Regions from separate parts of the Homo sapiens genome. Here region 2 is linked to region 1. Evidence: chromatin loops called from intact Hi-C (ENCODE). Cell type or tissue: K562. All regions are shown on one strand. Region 1 overlaps MICAL2 (microtubule associated monooxygenase, calponin and LIM domain containing 2). Region 2 has its middle 100 kb from the start of PARVA.

What was found. A loop is a pair of places that touch in the nucleus more often than their neighbours do. Peaks named below come from ENCODE experiments on the same cell type or tissue, not always from the same donor. Only the 100,000 strongest peaks of a DNase experiment are listed, where the experiment ranks them.
Region 2: a loop joins it to region 1, with 5 times the contacts of the local background. A loop is called at or near these places in 2 of 110 quality-filtered maps.

The regions. Positions count from the first base shown.
Region 1 is chr11:12,194,875-12,202,874 of GRCh38, forward strand. The region is part of intron 3 of MICAL2 (microtubule associated monooxygenase, calponin and LIM domain containing 2); the gene reads left to right. Among named protein-coding and RNA genes, the nearest start is that of MIR6124, 35 kb to the left of the region's middle. In K562, a CTCF peak has its summit at 4,521; DNase peaks (open chromatin) are centred at 4,857 and 6,487.
Region 2 is chr11:12,270,148-12,278,147 of GRCh38, forward strand. It overlaps a transcript of MICAL2 not described here. Among named protein-coding and RNA genes, the nearest start is that of PARVA, 100 kb to the right of the region's middle. In K562, no CTCF peak of the experiment used is centred here; a DNase peak (open chromatin) is centred at 4,694.

The DNA of each region.
Region 1 (8,000 bases):
CATCAAATGATATGTTTAAGATATGTGCACCTTTCTGCAGTTATACAGGCAGTAGGAAAAAAGAGTATGTGGATTTCATTTTATATACATTTTACCTTAAACCTGGGCCAGACACAGTGGCTCATGTCTATAATCCCAGCAGCACTTTGGGAGGCTGAGGCAGGATGATCGCTTGAGGGCCCACCAGCCTAGGCAACATAGGGAGACCCTCTCTCTACAACATTTTTTTGTAATTAGCCAGGTGTGGTGGTGTGTATCTATAGTCCCAGCTACTAGGGAGGTTGAGGTGGGAGGATCACTAGGGCCCAGGAGTTCGAGGCTGCAGTGAGCCGTGATTGTGGCACTGTACTCCAGCCTGGGCTACAGAGCAAGACCCTGTCTCTAAAAACCAAACAAAACCAAAACAAAACCTTGAGCAAATATTGAACTCTAGTCAATGAGATACATGCTGAAATATTTGGGAGGAAATGTATTGATTCTGCTATTTAATTGAAATGCACCACAAAATAAGATAAATTGACTAGTGAGTAGAAGGATAGACGGATGTGAATAGATACATGCTAAAGCAAGGAGAACAAAATCTAATCATAGAATCTAGGTGGGGAGTATTTGGATGTCTTGCAGCTTCTCTATATATCTGAAAAGTATTATAATGAAATGTTGCCAAAAAATGTTGTAAAGCTACTAGATTAAAAACAAAAAAATTACAATGGGAAAATATAAAAGTAGATGCTGGAAATATTTACAAATGTTTAAAATGCTATTTGGAAAACTAGAGTTGAATATGAAGAAAAATAAAACTAGGCCCGTGTATTTTCTGCAATAGATTTCTTTTTTTTTTTTTTTGTATTAGAAAATAGCAATATATATATTTTTAGAGGAAGAGTGTTCTAGACAGAAGACAAAGCGAGTGAAAAGCCCATGTGTGGGCTCAGTGAAGCTAGTACAGCTGGAGTGTGAGAGGAGGGGGTGGTGGGAGCTGAGGACAAAAGGGAAACTGTAGGTTGAGATCATATAGGGTCCTAAGGCCTAGCCACATCCTGTGATTCTGACTTCTGAGTGCCACAGGCAGACATGAAACGATGTGAGCTACGAGTGAGTGACATGATCTGACTTGAGGAGGACTGCTCTGGTTGCTGTATGGGGACAGACTGCAAAGTGACAAGGGTGGAAGCTGGGAGACCAGATAGGAGCCCTGATATCAGTTCAAAGGAGAGATGGCCATGACTTGGATAAGGAGGCAGCGTGTGAGCCGGTGAAAATTGATTGGATTCTATATCTGTTCTGAAGATAGTAAACAAGATTTATTGGTGGATTGGTTGTGAGGTAAGAGGAGAAGAACCAAGACTGATTCCAGATTTTTGGTCTAAGCAAGTAGAAAAGTAGGTAGCACTTACCAAGACCATGTTGATGGGGGAGAAGCAGGTTTTTGCAGGGAGGGAATAAGAGTTCAGTTGTAGATCTGTTATGTGAGTAATGCGTATTGAAGCAGATAGAAATGTCAGTGCACAGTTGGCTGGATTCCGTGGGATATTCAGGGTTGAGCACCATCAACATGTAGATGGTAATTAAAGTCATGGAAGTAGATGGTGTCAGGGTCAATAAGGGAAGGGTATAAAGGCTGAGCCCCAGGCACTTCCAGGTATAGAGGACAGGAAGATGAGGAGGAGCAGCAAGGGTGCCTGAGCAACTGCAGGGCAGGAGAGAGTCAAGAAAGTAGGTCAACTGTTTCAAAGGCTGCCCTGACTGCCTCTCTACCTCTAGTTTCTTTTCTCTCTTCTTACCATCTTTGTTATTGCTCTGGAACCAATTGTCCTAAAGTAGCACCTCCATCCTATTCTAAGCTCATAAAATCCAAAGGGGAGGAATAAAGTCCAAACTCTTCAGTCTGCCATCCAAGTCCCTCCACGATCTGGCTCTTTCTTTCTCTTTCTCTCTTTCTTTCTCTACTCTCCTGGTTTCACCTTCCCCACCAACCCCTGACCCTCACTTCACTGGCCACTGCCCTGCAAACCACCTCCCTCTTTCTCAGCATGCCATTTGTTTTCTTTCTGCAAATCTTCAGCCTCAATTCTCCATTCATGGTCTATCTCCTGGAGGGATCCTTTCTTGACTGAAGTCACTAATCTGTTTCTTCTCTAAATTCCTAAAGTAGTCAGAGGTAATACCAAACAATCCAGCATTCATTGTATCTGTTTTTCTTCTTCTCTAGTTCCCAGCCAATTTCCTGAGGTTTGGGAACATGAGCCTGTAATCCCCAGAGCCATCTCACCAGTCCTTTACATATCTTAGATGCTCTGCCACATAACACTTATGGAAACCTGGAAGGATTAATATAGGATTGGGATTTTGAGTATGGGCTCAGAGGCTAGGTTCTTCCCCTGGTTCTATTACCATGGCCAAGTCATTTAACCTTCCTGAGCTCCAGTTTTCCTATCTGCCAAATGGCTATGAACATGCCTAATTCAGGGTGATTGTAAGAACGATGCAGGATGCATTTCTTATAGTATGCTTAGCACACTTCATGTACATTATAAGCAGGCAATAAGCGGTAGCTTTGTTTTCATTATTGCTATTATTAATACTATTATTATTCTTGGTCTTCCCAACAGAGATGCACAGGCAACAACAAAGATGGGACTGTGTTGACCTGTTCACTCCATACTTTCAGATCTCAAGTGAGGTGTTCGACTCTGCTGCTGGCAGGGGTACAGGGGTGGCCCTCACACCCTGACTTCGGGGAACCTATGTGTTAAATGGGGAGATGCCATGAGACCCAACCGCTACCCAGAGAGGTACAAGCCCTGAGGATTGTGCTTAGAACTTCTAAACTAGGCAGCAGTGTGAACGAACTTCTGAGGCCAAAAGGCAGAATGTCTGCGAATAAAACTGTCCCTGAAAATCCAGACCCTGCAGCTACTGGTTACAGTTGGTCATGGAGGAGGAGAGCACTGGCTCAGGATGGAAGGGAAGAACAGAGAGAAACGGAATGTTTCTCAGAGGAATTAGTTGGTTTTTTTAGGGAACGTACAAAGCATAGGATACCTTTTTCCATTTTATTTCTGTAAATTTCTAAGATTGATAAGTGGTGTGTAATTGTTACTCAGGAATAACTGGATACAGAAGAGAGTCTGGAGATGTCAGGGCCATGTCAAGTCAGATGAGATGTAACTCCTTTCCCAGAGCAGCACTTGAAGTTCCCCTGGGGAGCCCCTACTGGCCAACCCCCTCTCAGAGATTCCTCCACAGCTAGAACCTCAGGTGATTTTGAGCATGTACCCTGGAATCAGAGGTTAGGTTTTCACCCTGGTTCTGTTACCACGGCTATGTCATTTAACCTTCCTGAGCTCCAGTTTCCTATGTGCCAAATGATGATGAATATGCCTAATTCAGGGTTACTGTAAGAATCAAGTGAGATGCATTTCTTAAAACATGCTTAGCACAGTTCTTGTACATTATAAGCAGGCAGTAAGTGTTAACCCCATCTCTCATGAGTAAACCCCAGCACTGCCCTGCAGGGGTGAGGCTGTGCAGCCAGGTCCCTATTGCAAGCCCTCCCCCAACACACACATTCTGGCAGGTGGGTGGCACCTTGAATTTGAAAACTCTCCATCCTGCGATTCTGAACCAAGCTGTTCTTATTCACGGTAAACCAGTAACAGCCAGGGGCTTCCTGCCTGGATTCAGATAAGTGGCTGGTACTGAGAGCCAGGGAGGCTGCAGAGCCACACCAGGAAGTATGGTGGCACGTCCCTGGCACCAGTGCACTGCCCTGGGGAGCTGGCCTGCAGGTCAGTGTGCTGGGAGGACTGCGGCTACCAGGAAGACAGCACCATGCATGACCTCCCCCATGCCCAGCTTGCTGCCAGGGCCACCCTCACCAAAGGAGGCTTGCACTATCCAAGCCCAAACTCCCACTGTGGTGGCACCTGCCAGTGTGACTTGCACAGGCTCAAGCTCTGTCCAGCCTATGATTTCCCACCCTGCGGAAGCACATGAAGCTCAGGCTGGACCTGGCTTGCTCGTTCCTTGCAGAGCCCCTGTGAACCCAGCCTGAACCCCAGCTCCTTTCAGGAGGCCACAGTGTGCTCAATGCAGGGAAGGAGCCAAGTCCTCTCACTTCATCCTGACCTCACCACTGAGGTCGGGCTTCACTGTCAGTCAAGCCGGTAAGAGCATAGACTTTAGACCAATAGTACCTGGGTTAAAATCCAGATCTGACAGCTTATTTGTTATGTGACTTTAAAGACATTTCTTACCCTCTTTACTCAAAAAGAGAGTTAATAAGAGTGCCTGGAGCAAGTTGCTTAACTTTTCAGTGCCTTAGTTACCTCACTTATAAAGTGGGGATGATCATAACACTTTCATAGGGTAGTTGCAAGGATGAAACACACAAAGCAAATAGGACAGTGCCTGGCAAATAGAATGTGCCAGGCACCGTGCAGTTAGGTCTCACAACTGTCCTTTCTAGGTGAGGTGCAGGGTGGGTAAGCCAGCTGGAGAACGCCACACCCTGGTCAAGTGCTAGCTTCTGCACTCGACCTCGCTGCAGTGTCTGCACACACAGCTCTCAAGGAACACAAGGGCAGGATTCGGAAGTGGAAATGAAACCTGCAGACTGCTAACCCCTGGCTTAGCACTTGGTCCCCTCGGCATCTCCCTCTGGGGACTGAATCTCTTATGCATTCCTGACTGCCCCAGCACACTTGCCCACTTGTAGGCTGGTGAGAGGGGCGGCTGGAAGATGCACCATGTCAAGAAGTGGGTTGTGTTTGCAGGTTCCCCTGGGGAGGAGCAGAAGTCACACGTGAGCTGGGGCCGCCCAGTCCTTGTGTCCTGACTGTGGGCTAGTTGGTCACCATCCCCCCATCCTGACCCTTGATAAAGAGCTGATTTTTCCATGAGGCGTTTGTCTCTCCTCTGTGCTAACGTGGAGGCCTGAACACCGCCGAGCTTATCTATACAATGGATTTCCTGCAGGTGTTGGTTCTGCCCTGCTCCCCACTGGGTAATAATTTATGTCACCTGAGCACACAGATATGCTGACATCCATGATGCTGGTGGCCCTGGCAGACCCTGGCTCCCCAAGTCTGGGTGGAAATCTGCAAATGTGAACCCCCAACTGGTGTGAACTGAAACATCCCAGTTGTGAATGGAGAGCCAGAACTGGATGGGTGGAGAGGGTGTGGAGAGTTCATCAGCTGTCTATTGAGGCCTCCTAAGTAGCAGGCCTGGTACTGGGCTCTGAACACACAGAAATACAGAGGACAGGGGCAGCCTTAGAGGAACCCTTGGACTGGCTGTGGGTTAGACACGGAAAATATGACCCGCAGAGCTGGTTCTGGGGAAGCAGAAAGGACACAGCTCATGGGAGCGCGGGGCAGGAGCTTAAAATCTCATTGAGTTTTAATGAAAAGCTTTCCTTCCTTGGACATAAGGCCTAGCTGGGTCTGAGGAAAGAGCTCCTTCGGGTCGAGTTATCACAACCCTTTGCATCTGTGGTCTGTTTGGACCACATCCAGCATCCAGAGCTTCTACAGTGGGCATGCTGGGGAAGTCCTCATCTCTCCCACTCCTCTGCCCGGGCACGTGGCTGCCATGGTATTTGGCCTCTTGCCAGAACACCGAGTTCCCATATTAATCACAGCAAGTGCGTTCAGAGAAGACCTGACTTGGCCCCTGCCAACAAGCCATCTCTCTGGCCTTGATAACATCTGTACCGAATTTTCTCCCTTTATATAATTAGGCCCGTTGGTATTTGCTTTGACTTTAGATTACGGTATGACTGGCATCTCTGAAATTTCAGGCCCGAAATATGTACTGGGGCCCAGGATGGTGGGAAAACCGAGCTTTCGCCAATGGGATTTTAGGTTTAGCCAAGAGAATCAGAAACTGTACACCAGCTACTGTTTGCGTGCAAAATGCATGGCAGCTCCCTGACTGGTGGGAAAGGGGTCTCCTGCCTTGTCCAGGGAGCAGTACTGGGTCGGGCCTGGTGGACAGAAGGATGCAGGGGGCTCCCCTCCTTCTTTCCTGCCTCTCTTCACCCCACATCCTTCTACCCCTGCTCCAAAACAGGAAAAGATGTACTAACTGCAAAGAAATGCAGTGAATCCAGACTTAACCCCAAAGCAAACCTCACCAGTGTCGGGGCTTGGAGTCGTGCTTTGAAATGACTGTCATTGTCTGGCTATGTCCAAGCCAAGGAGCTGTTTGTGGAGTGAGATAAAGAGCAGTGCTGGGCTTGGGAAGCGGGGCTTGGTTCTTTCCCGGTGGCTCTATCCAGAGAGGAAGCACGTGGGCTTGCACACCCACTCACTCCCTGAAGTCTCCAGCTGGATCTCAGTGGTGACTTCATTTCCCCTAATTAGGTGTCTACAAACTCTCTGGAAGGTTCCAACCAGTAAGCCACACTGATCGTGGTGTGGGAGCTCCTGATATGCTTGTTTGCACTGTCCCTTTGGGACCCTGCAGGCCCAGCTGAGTGATAACTGGATGATGGAACGTTTGCTAGAGGAAGGGGAATGTGTTTTTTTAAGATAAGGTTTGATCTCAAGCAGAAGGGCAGTTACCAGATGCCTCTGCAATGTCAAGCAGTGAGGAGTGGGTGCGCATTCCCTTGCCTGACGCCTTGCTGGGGGTAGTCAGATCCCCCAGGCAAACTCCTGCCTTAGGAAAGAGTTTCCTCTCATTCTTTCAGCCAGAGTATTGCCATTTTGCTCTGGTTTTAGACAGTATCGATGTTCCTCGTAAGATTTTCTGTGGATGAAAAGGCTTTTGCCGAATGTAGCTATCCTAGGTCATTGTGGGGAAGTATCCTTGTCTTTTTCAGCATGCAGTGTCCATTGAGGACCGAGCGTGGGACTTGTACAGAATCCTGTTTTGTCACTTCTGCCCACATGTCCCAAATGCCAACAGGACCAAGGCCATAAAATACGCCTTTGGCACTTAAGACTTTCACTGGCCGGGCACAGTGGCTCACGCCTGCAATCCCAGCACTCTGGGAGGCCAAGGCGGGCAGATCACCTGAGGTTGGGAGTTCAAGACCAGCCTGACCAACATGGAAAAACCCCATCTCTACTAAAAATACAAAAAAAATTAGCCAGGCATGGTGGCACATGCCTGTAATCCCAGCTACTCAGGAGGCTGAGGCAGGAGAAGCACTTGAACCCAGGAGACAGAGGTTGCGGTGAGCCAAAATCACGCCATTGCACTCCAGCCTGGGCAACAAGAGTGAAACTGTGTCTCAAAAAAAAAAAAGACTTTTACCATTTGGCTGCAGACCAACTCTCATCTCTTTTCTCTCCTTCCCGTCTCTTCTCCCAAAGTATCCTTCTCTCCATCCACCTTGAGCTTCTTTCTCTTTCTCTTTGAAAGGGCAGTTACCTCTGCTGAAATGTTCTTTTTTCTTTTTTATTCCTGGCAAACCAGAAGCAGTCCAGCATGGTGGGCTCTGGAATAAGACTACCTGGGTTTGAATCCCAGCTCTCCCCCTTTCAATCTGTAAAAGCATGAGCCAATTAAGCAGCTGCTTTGTGCCTCAATTTCCCCATCTGTGAAAGGGGCACCATAATAGTTCCTTAGATTTGTTGTGAGGATTAAGAGCTAAAACACAGAAAGCACTTGAAACCGTTCAACCCACAGTAAGTGTTCAACAAATGTAGGCTAAAATAATAATTTTAAAGACTCTCCTCTGTGAAAATCTTTTCCAACCTACCAGGCAGGATTAGCTTTTCCGTCTGGGCTCCAGAAAAAGACCAGCCACAAGAGGTTCTAGTTATTTATTTTATAAGTTAGGTATTTTACCCCTAGCCTGAGAATTCCTAGAAGACAGGGCCTAGGTCTAGGCAATAAGAATGACATTTACACCAGTAGGTGCCAAGCTCTGTACCATGTTTTTTTCTCATGCGCTTTTTAAAATTATGACACAATTCACATTTACCCTCTTATAGTACACAATTCAGTGGTTTTAGTATATTTACAAAGTTATGCAACATCAC
Region 2 (8,000 bases), 75 kb after region 1:
TGCCTGCCACAAGCATCTTCCTAGGGCCCTCCCTCATCCTGCTGGGGACTTGTAGTGTCCCCTCTTATAAGAGGGCAGGGAGGCCACTCTGCTCAGAATCCCAGATATCTACCTGTGTGTGCTCAGATGCCTTCCCCGCCCTTCTCTGGCTGGCTCTGTATTGAAAAGGCGTATCCCTTGCAAACTACATTTTCCAGCTCCCTTGAAACTGGCTTACTGTTAGTTTTGACTGCTGGACGCGCTGGTGTGGGGCTGGAGGGCAGGATCCAAGGGGAAGCCAGGGTGTCCCTCCCAGCTCCCTGCCTTGCAGCAGTGGCAGTGTTGTGGCCTCTGGGCTCTGGTGGCACCAGCTCTTCTCCTTGTCCCTCTGCTGTTGAGGGACAGTGGCCTGCTGCTGCTCCTCTCTGGGTTGCTTCATCCCTGTTTGGCTTTTAGCTCTTCCGGCACCATTGCAGTTCATTTCCTGTCTGGATGCTTCTGTTGAACTCCCTGGCTTGGCCCTGTCTTCCTGACTGGATCCTGATCCTCTTAGTTTTGCCGCTTTCTTTCTCAACTTTTCTCTGCAGAGAGAACAGTGGACAGTGGCCAGAGATGGCTCTGGCCATTAGGAGCTGTGTGACATTGGTCAAGTGTGATAACTCCTCCAAGCTTTGGTTTCCTTTCCTGCAAAGTGGGGTTAATAGCAGCACACAGGAGGCCTGTTGCGTTGTCATCTCCCTGGGTTCTGGGGGTGAGTGGAAGAGTTTCAGACTTGAGTAGAAAGCAGCAGCAATTTCACCCGCAGAACCAGGGAGTGCCGCGCCTCTCCATAACCCTGCGGCAGGGGTCTGGCCAGGAAAGGGCCTCTGGACCTGGCTGTTGGGAGCCATGTGTGAGGACAGACGTTTCCCCAGACCCTGCCTGGCTCTGCCTTTCCCAGGCTCATAGGTAGGCCTTGGACCCGGCACTTAGGATCTTTGAAGTCCTATCTTTTGTCAGGGAGCAGGTATCTGGCCAGAGCTGAGATGAGGCTGAGGTGCTCAGTTCTGGGCAAAGCTGCTTCGTGCCACAGGCTGGCAGCAGCTGCTCTGCAGGGTGCTGGATCCTTCTCACCCATGACTCCTAGGTACCTCCTCTCCTGTCATCCTCCAGCCCCCATTAGAGTCCTTCATTCTCCAAATGAGCAAAGATGGCTTCAGGCAAACTCTTAAAGAGCAGCCAGCCTCAGGGAGACAGCAAGAGGGCTGGTGGTGTGGGCATGCAGCACAGGTGAGCACACCTGGCTCTTCACCTGGGGCTGGCCACATGTGCAGCTGCTCTGTGCCCAGCAGCCGGAGGCCCAGCTGCGGTGATACCCAGCACTGTGCACTCACTGGCTGGCCTGGTGGGTGTTCTCTCTGGACTCCAATCTTTTCCACTCATCCTGTGAGGATGCTAATACCGTTCTCTTAGGGCTGTTGGGATGCTAGGGTGGATGAAGGCATATGGGCACTCGATGAGTCAGTGTTGCTTTTGTTACTGTCATTAGCATTATTTCCAGTATTTGTACTAGTGCCACTAGTATTACTACTGTTATACGCACACAGATGGAGCTGTCTGGGAATGAAAAGAGATATCTGGAAGTAGCCACTTGACTGGAGGAATTTTCTCGTGGAGGTGGCACTGAACCCCATAAAACCCAGCACTAGCCATGGCCTGAGTGTTAGACTGCAGAAGTCGGGGAGGAGACTGGCCTCCTTTGAGGCTTTTTGTCTGGGCACATTGGCAAAAGGGGGCCCAGAGGAAGTACCAGCTTCTTTTTTACAGAGTCTCTACCTCAACACTGCTGTCCCTGCCCTGATGTCTGGGTTCACTGTGAGAGACGCTGGCCCTGGCTCTGTGCTCTGAGAGGCCATCTGTCAGCCGTGCCCTCCACCCTCCTGGAGCCCAGGGAGCCAGGCTGAGCCCTGGCCTGTTCCATCCCTCCATGGAAGGAGGAAAGAGAAAAGCAGGACACTGGGTGTTCCTTACAGGTTTGGTCTGGGCTCTGAGGCGTGGGGGCTGTGGGTCTGGTACCTCTGCAGACTGGCATAGCTGAGCTTGCCTTGGCCACCCGCAGCCGCCTCATCCTGCTAGGCCACCCTGGACTCCACCACTCTCTCCCCTCATCCCCAAGCCCAGTCATAGCAGTGCCTTTAACCCAAAGCTGCTATTGCATGGAAGTCAGATCTCCCTCCCCTTCTGCCTCTTCCATGCCTCACTCTTACATGCTTTGTCTTATCACGTAGATATTTGTGAACATGCCTTATCTCCCTTGTGAGACAGAAAGAGATCCTTGAAGGCAGGGATTGTGGTGGCAGGTTCATCCCCAAACCCCTAGCACAGGCCTGGATCTGAGGAGGACACAGCATCTATTGGAAATACAAGCATTTGGGCACACAGCTCATAGGCACACAAGAAGCAAGGCATGGAGCTGGGTCTTTGCCACAGTCATTCTATGTAATAAGCCTCCCCAGTCTCAGTGGCATATGGCACCTATTTTCTTGCTCAGGAGTCTGTGGGTTGACTGAGTAGCTCTGCTTCAGGCTGTAGGTCTAAGGGCGAGGGAGGCCCCAAGGGATTGACTGGGTTGGCTCCAGGCTATAGCTTGGCTCCAGGTCTGTTCCATGTGCCCTCAATCAGGGACCCTGACTGAAGGGGTAGTGGCCACCTGCGACAAGTTCTTTTCATGTAACCTAGCAGGAACATGAGTGACAGCCAACTGGCAGGCCCACTTAAAGCCTCTGCTCACGTCCCATCCACGAGTTACCACAGGTCAAAGCAAGCCTTGCCGCCAAGCCTCACGTCCATGGGGCAGGGCTATACACCCCACCAACTCCAGCAGGAAGGACTGCAAAGTCACAGCGTAAAGCGCAACTCTAGTATAGGGAGGGAGAAAAGAACTGGGGGCACTTTCCAGCCAAAACTCCCAGCACAAAGGTCATGCGCAACAGTGTCCATTCATGGTTCTGTTGTGCTCACAGACACGCAGACTGATCCCCGTCCTCTGACAGAATACATGACCTTGTGCTGGTGTCGTAACCTCTCTGTGCTTGAGTTTTCTCAGCAGGAAAATGGGGGTAATAACAACGCTTTTCTGAGAGGATCGGGTGAGATTTAATAGACTTAATACATGTCAAATGCTCAAACAATTATTGGTATATATTGAGCACCCAATAAAAGTAAGCTGCTACTGCTTTTATTATGACTAATGCTGCCACCACCACCACCATCGCCATGTCATTATTATTATGTAGTGAAGCATCTGACTACATTCCTCAAATGCCTTCCATCCCCAGTTACACTAACTTAGAAGTGTAGACACGTGCACACAGCAAGCATCCACACGCACCAGGGGCTACAAACTAGCAACCCACTTGCTCAGTCTGCTGCAGACATGTTTTTTTTTTTTTTTTGATGTGTCTGATATTTTAAGATGAGGTATTTCACATAAAAATCAAAATTTCTTCAGTCATCTTCACAGGTGATAAATACAGTTTGGGAAGAGATTGTATCTCCCAGAGAGAACACATGGGTAAAAAGATGAGAGGGCTCAGGTGGATGCATGGAGAACCCAGGTGTTTAAGGGTTGGCTGGAATACTGGATAGCTGAGACGGCCAGCCACAGGGGCAGGGAGAGAAGGTGTCCCCAGGAGCAGGGACAGGGCAGGCTCAAGGACCGCAGGAGGACTCCCAAAGTCCTGTGAATTGGACTTAGAAACAAGGAGGTCACTGTGGACTGTGCTGGGGGTAGTTTGGGAGTGGTGGAGGCACAGGCAGGATTATAGGAATAGAGGGTTCATAAAGAAGAGGAGAGAGAGAAGAGTGTAGCCAACCCTTCCAGGAAGCTTGGCTAAGAAGGAAGAAGAAAGAGTAGGCTGGGGGCTGGGGGTGAGGACTGGGATTAAAACAAGTTTTCTTAAGACAGGAGACTTTCAGCATATTTAAATATAGACAGGAAAGATTCAGTAGACAAATGAGGACACAAGAATGACACTGTGGAGAGGGAGGAGGGAAGTGAGAGGGAGCCAAGTTCAGGTGAAGGCTCCATCTTGAAGAGGAAAAATGACACCTGTTCTCTGGACACTGTCCCTGGAGATGAGGTCACCTAGCTAGTTAGTGGCCAAGACAGAGCTGGGCGCATTCACTCATGAACTCATTCAGCAGACACTCACTGAACGCCTACCGTTCACCAGGTACCACCCTAGCAACAAATGAAACAGACAAAAATCACTGCTTACATTCTAGTCATAGAAGAAAGAGACAATAAACAAAATGAAAAAAGGAAATTGTATAGTTTATTGGAGGGTGAGACACACTATGAATGAAAATCAAGGGGAATGGAGAGCACTGAGGCATGGGCTGCAATATTAAATAGGATGGTCAGGGCAGGTGACGTTCCACCAAGGACTTGAAGACAGCCAGTGAGTGAATGAGGCCTGCATGGAAACGTCTGGGGATAACACCTTCCAGGCAGAAGCAAGAGCAGTGCAAGGGGTCTGAGAAGGACGTGTGCCCAGAGTGCTGGAGGAGCATCACGGAGGTGCCATGGTGAGGACAGGGCAAGCCTGGGGCCAGTGCTAGGAGACAAGGTCACGGGACGCACTGGGGACTACGTTATCTTGGACTTTGCAGGCCTCGGTAGGGCCTTCAGCTTTCACCCTGAGTAAATGAGGGGCCACTGGGTGATTTTAAGCAGAGGAGTGGCATGATCTCACTCAGGTTTTAACTGAGTCACCCTGGCTGCTGTGTTGAGAATAGACTGTGGGGGTGGGGCACAGCAAGAGGCAGGGACGGAGGCCAGGCAGAGGCAGTTTCTATGATCCAAGCAAAAGACAATGGTGGCTGGACCAGGAGTGGGAAGCAGAGAGGCGGTGAGAGGGGTCTGGATTCCCGACGTGTTTTGAAGGCAGACCCACCAGGATTTGCCGATGACTTGAATGAAGAACGAAAGGACAAGAGCAGTCAAAGATGCTGGCGAGGTGTTGGCTGGAGCAACAGGAAGCTGAAGTTGCCATTTACTGAGAGGGGGAAGGCTATGGGCAAGACATGTTGGGTGGGTGGAGAAGATGAAGAACTCTGTTCGGACTTGTTGAGTCTGATGTGTCTGTTAGACACGTAGACGGAGATGCAAGTGAGCAGTGGTCTATATAAGTCTAGAATCAGGAATGTCCAGGCTGGAGATAGAAATCTGGGGGTCATTGTTGCCTGGGGTTATTTAAAGCCATGAGACCAGATGAGGGCATCAAGAGCATGAGTGTAGACAGAGAAGAAAAGAGGTTCAGAGACTGAGTCCCGGGATCTTTCAGTGTTACAAGGTCAAGGGGAGAAGGTGGAGCCAGGAGAGGAAATGAAGGAGATAGCCAGTGAAGAAGGGGCTGGGGATTGGGCAGGCCTTGCCATCCTAGAAGCTGAGAGAGCTGTTTCTAGGACGGAGTGACCAGCTGGGTCAAATGCTGCTGGTGTGTAGAATAGTCGAATAAGATGAGAACTGAGATGTTACCACTGGATTTAGCAACATGTTGGATGTTGCCGTCTTGACAGCAGCAGTTCAGAGGCTGGTTAGCCTGGAATGGCCCCTCTGAATGTTTCAGAACCTTCCCTGTGGACTAAATGGGATGATCTGTGCATTCACGCCCTACATGTGGGAAATATGCCCTAAATGCCTGGGCATCTGGCAGGCTCGGGGGTGAGGGTTCCAGAGGTGGCACGGAGGACAAGAAGGTCAGCTTTGGAGTATCTGAGTAGACCCCAGGCCTAGAGGGGCCCTGAGCCCCTGGAAGGGTCCTGCTAGGCCATTCATTTGCACCATCTCTCTAGACCCTGCTCTCCTCTCAGCAGATGAGCCCACCTCCCCCAAGAGGCCGAAGAGCATCTCTGAGCCACAGCACAGTGATGCGGAAGGGGACGCTGCCTCTCCCCTGCCCTCCGAGTGGACCTCAGTGAGGATCAGCCCTGGGGAGGAAGCAGCTGGACAGGATGTGCTGGCTGTGCGTGTCCTGGTCACCAGCGAAGACAGCAGGTATGCTCAGGCTGCTGCCAGATGGGGACAGAAGCGGGGTTGGAGGAAGGGAATCACATTTGGGATTGGGTCTTCTCTCTACTTGCTTGCAGTGTGGCCTCTCTGTGCCTCCATTTCCTCATCTGTAAAATGGCGACAATCATAGTACCCATCTCAGAGGGAGTGGTAAGATTCACAGAATTCATATGTGTTAAGTGTATAGAACAGTGCCCACACGTCATAAGCACTGTAAGTGTTAGCAATTGTTATTTTCTTGGGAAGAGAAAGGGCCTGGCCCCATGCTCTTCTCAGGAGGCAGTGTCATGCTGACTGTAGTGAGGGGTGCAGAATGGGTGTCACCTGTCCCGAGGGCCGCCCACTGCAAGATGGTGATGCATGGGGCTGGGCAGGCTAGGATTCAGAGTGGGGAACATGAGGAGCGAAGCCCTGGTGCCTTAGGTGACTGTTTCTCAGAGCGCTGTCCTCATCACCTGCATCAGAAGCACCTGGAGTGGTTATTAGACATGCAGACTCCAGGACTCGCCCAGATGCACTGAATTCACTCAAGAGGTAAGTCAACAGCAGGTATTGATTGCTTATTATTTACTAGACTCTGAGGAAATAGCAGCGGCCAACACAAGACAAGGTCCTTGCTTTCCCATGGTTTCCATCACATTGGGAGCCATCTAGGAAGCAAGTTAAGTAGCTAAACAAGAAAAGCATCACCTATGCGCCAGGTCGATAAATAAAATAGACACATATGCTAGAGAGTGGCTGGTCAGCTGCCTTAGATTGGGTGGCCAGGAAAAGGCCTCTGTAGCAATTATTGATGCCCACAATAATGCTGAGTGACAAACCAGCCCCAAAGCGAGTGACTTAAACCAGCCACCGTTCATTACACCACGATTGTGTAAAAAAGTAGACCGGAGTAAGCCAACCCTGACCAAGTAAGCCAGGTGCAGCTGGGCAGTTGTGGTCTTGGTGGGCTCGCCTGTGTGTTTGGGCCAGTAGGGTTCTGCTCTGGAGCCTGCGTGTCAGCTGGGGTGACAGAGGGCTATTGGGCCGTGGGTCTTTCATCCTCCAACTGGCAGTCCAGGCTTGTTAAGAGAAAGAGGGGAGGCATCCAAGATCTCCTGAGCCCCAGGCTTGACAACGCACAGTGCTGCTCCAGTGCCATCTGATTGGCTACAGCATGTCACAAGGCCTAAACAGATTCAACAAGTGGGGAATAGGCTGCTCTCTTTAGGGGAAGAGCTGCAAAGCCCCCATTGCAAAGGGGCATGGATCTAAAGGGAATAATTGCAACCATCTTTGCAGACAAATTCCCACAGCCTCCCAGAGGAGGTGACATTTAAGCTGAGAATTGGTTGGCAAGAAAGGACAGCAAAGGGAGAAGGGGAATGCAGGAAGTGACAACAGCTAGTGACAGGCCCCTGGGTGAGACTGAGTGTGTCTGGGCTAAGAGAAGGTCGGTGCGGCAGGTACACCCTGAGTGGGAAAAGAATAAGAGATTACACCAGGAAGGAAGGCAGGAGCAAGGCTTATAAGACAAGGTAAGGAGTTTAAATTGTGTTCTGGGTATCCAGTCATGCATCGCTTAATAGCCGAGATATGTTCTAAGAAATGTGTTATCAGGTGATTCTGTCATTGTGTGAACATGATAGAGGGCATTTATGCAAACCTAGATGGGCAAGCTCACTCCACTCCTGGGCTATATGGTGTAACCTATTGCTCCCAGGCTACAGACCTGCACATTGTGTTACTCTACTGAATACTATCAGCAATTGTAACACAATGGTAAGTATTTGTGAATCTAAATATATATAAACATAGAAAAGGTACAGTAAAAATACAGTAGAAAATATAAAAAATGGTTCACCTATATAGGGCACTTACTATAAATGGAGCTCACAGGACTGGAAGTTGCTCTGGGTGAGTGAGTGGGTGAGTGGTGTGTGAGTGTGAAGGCCTAGGACATCGCTGTACACTACTGTAGACTTTA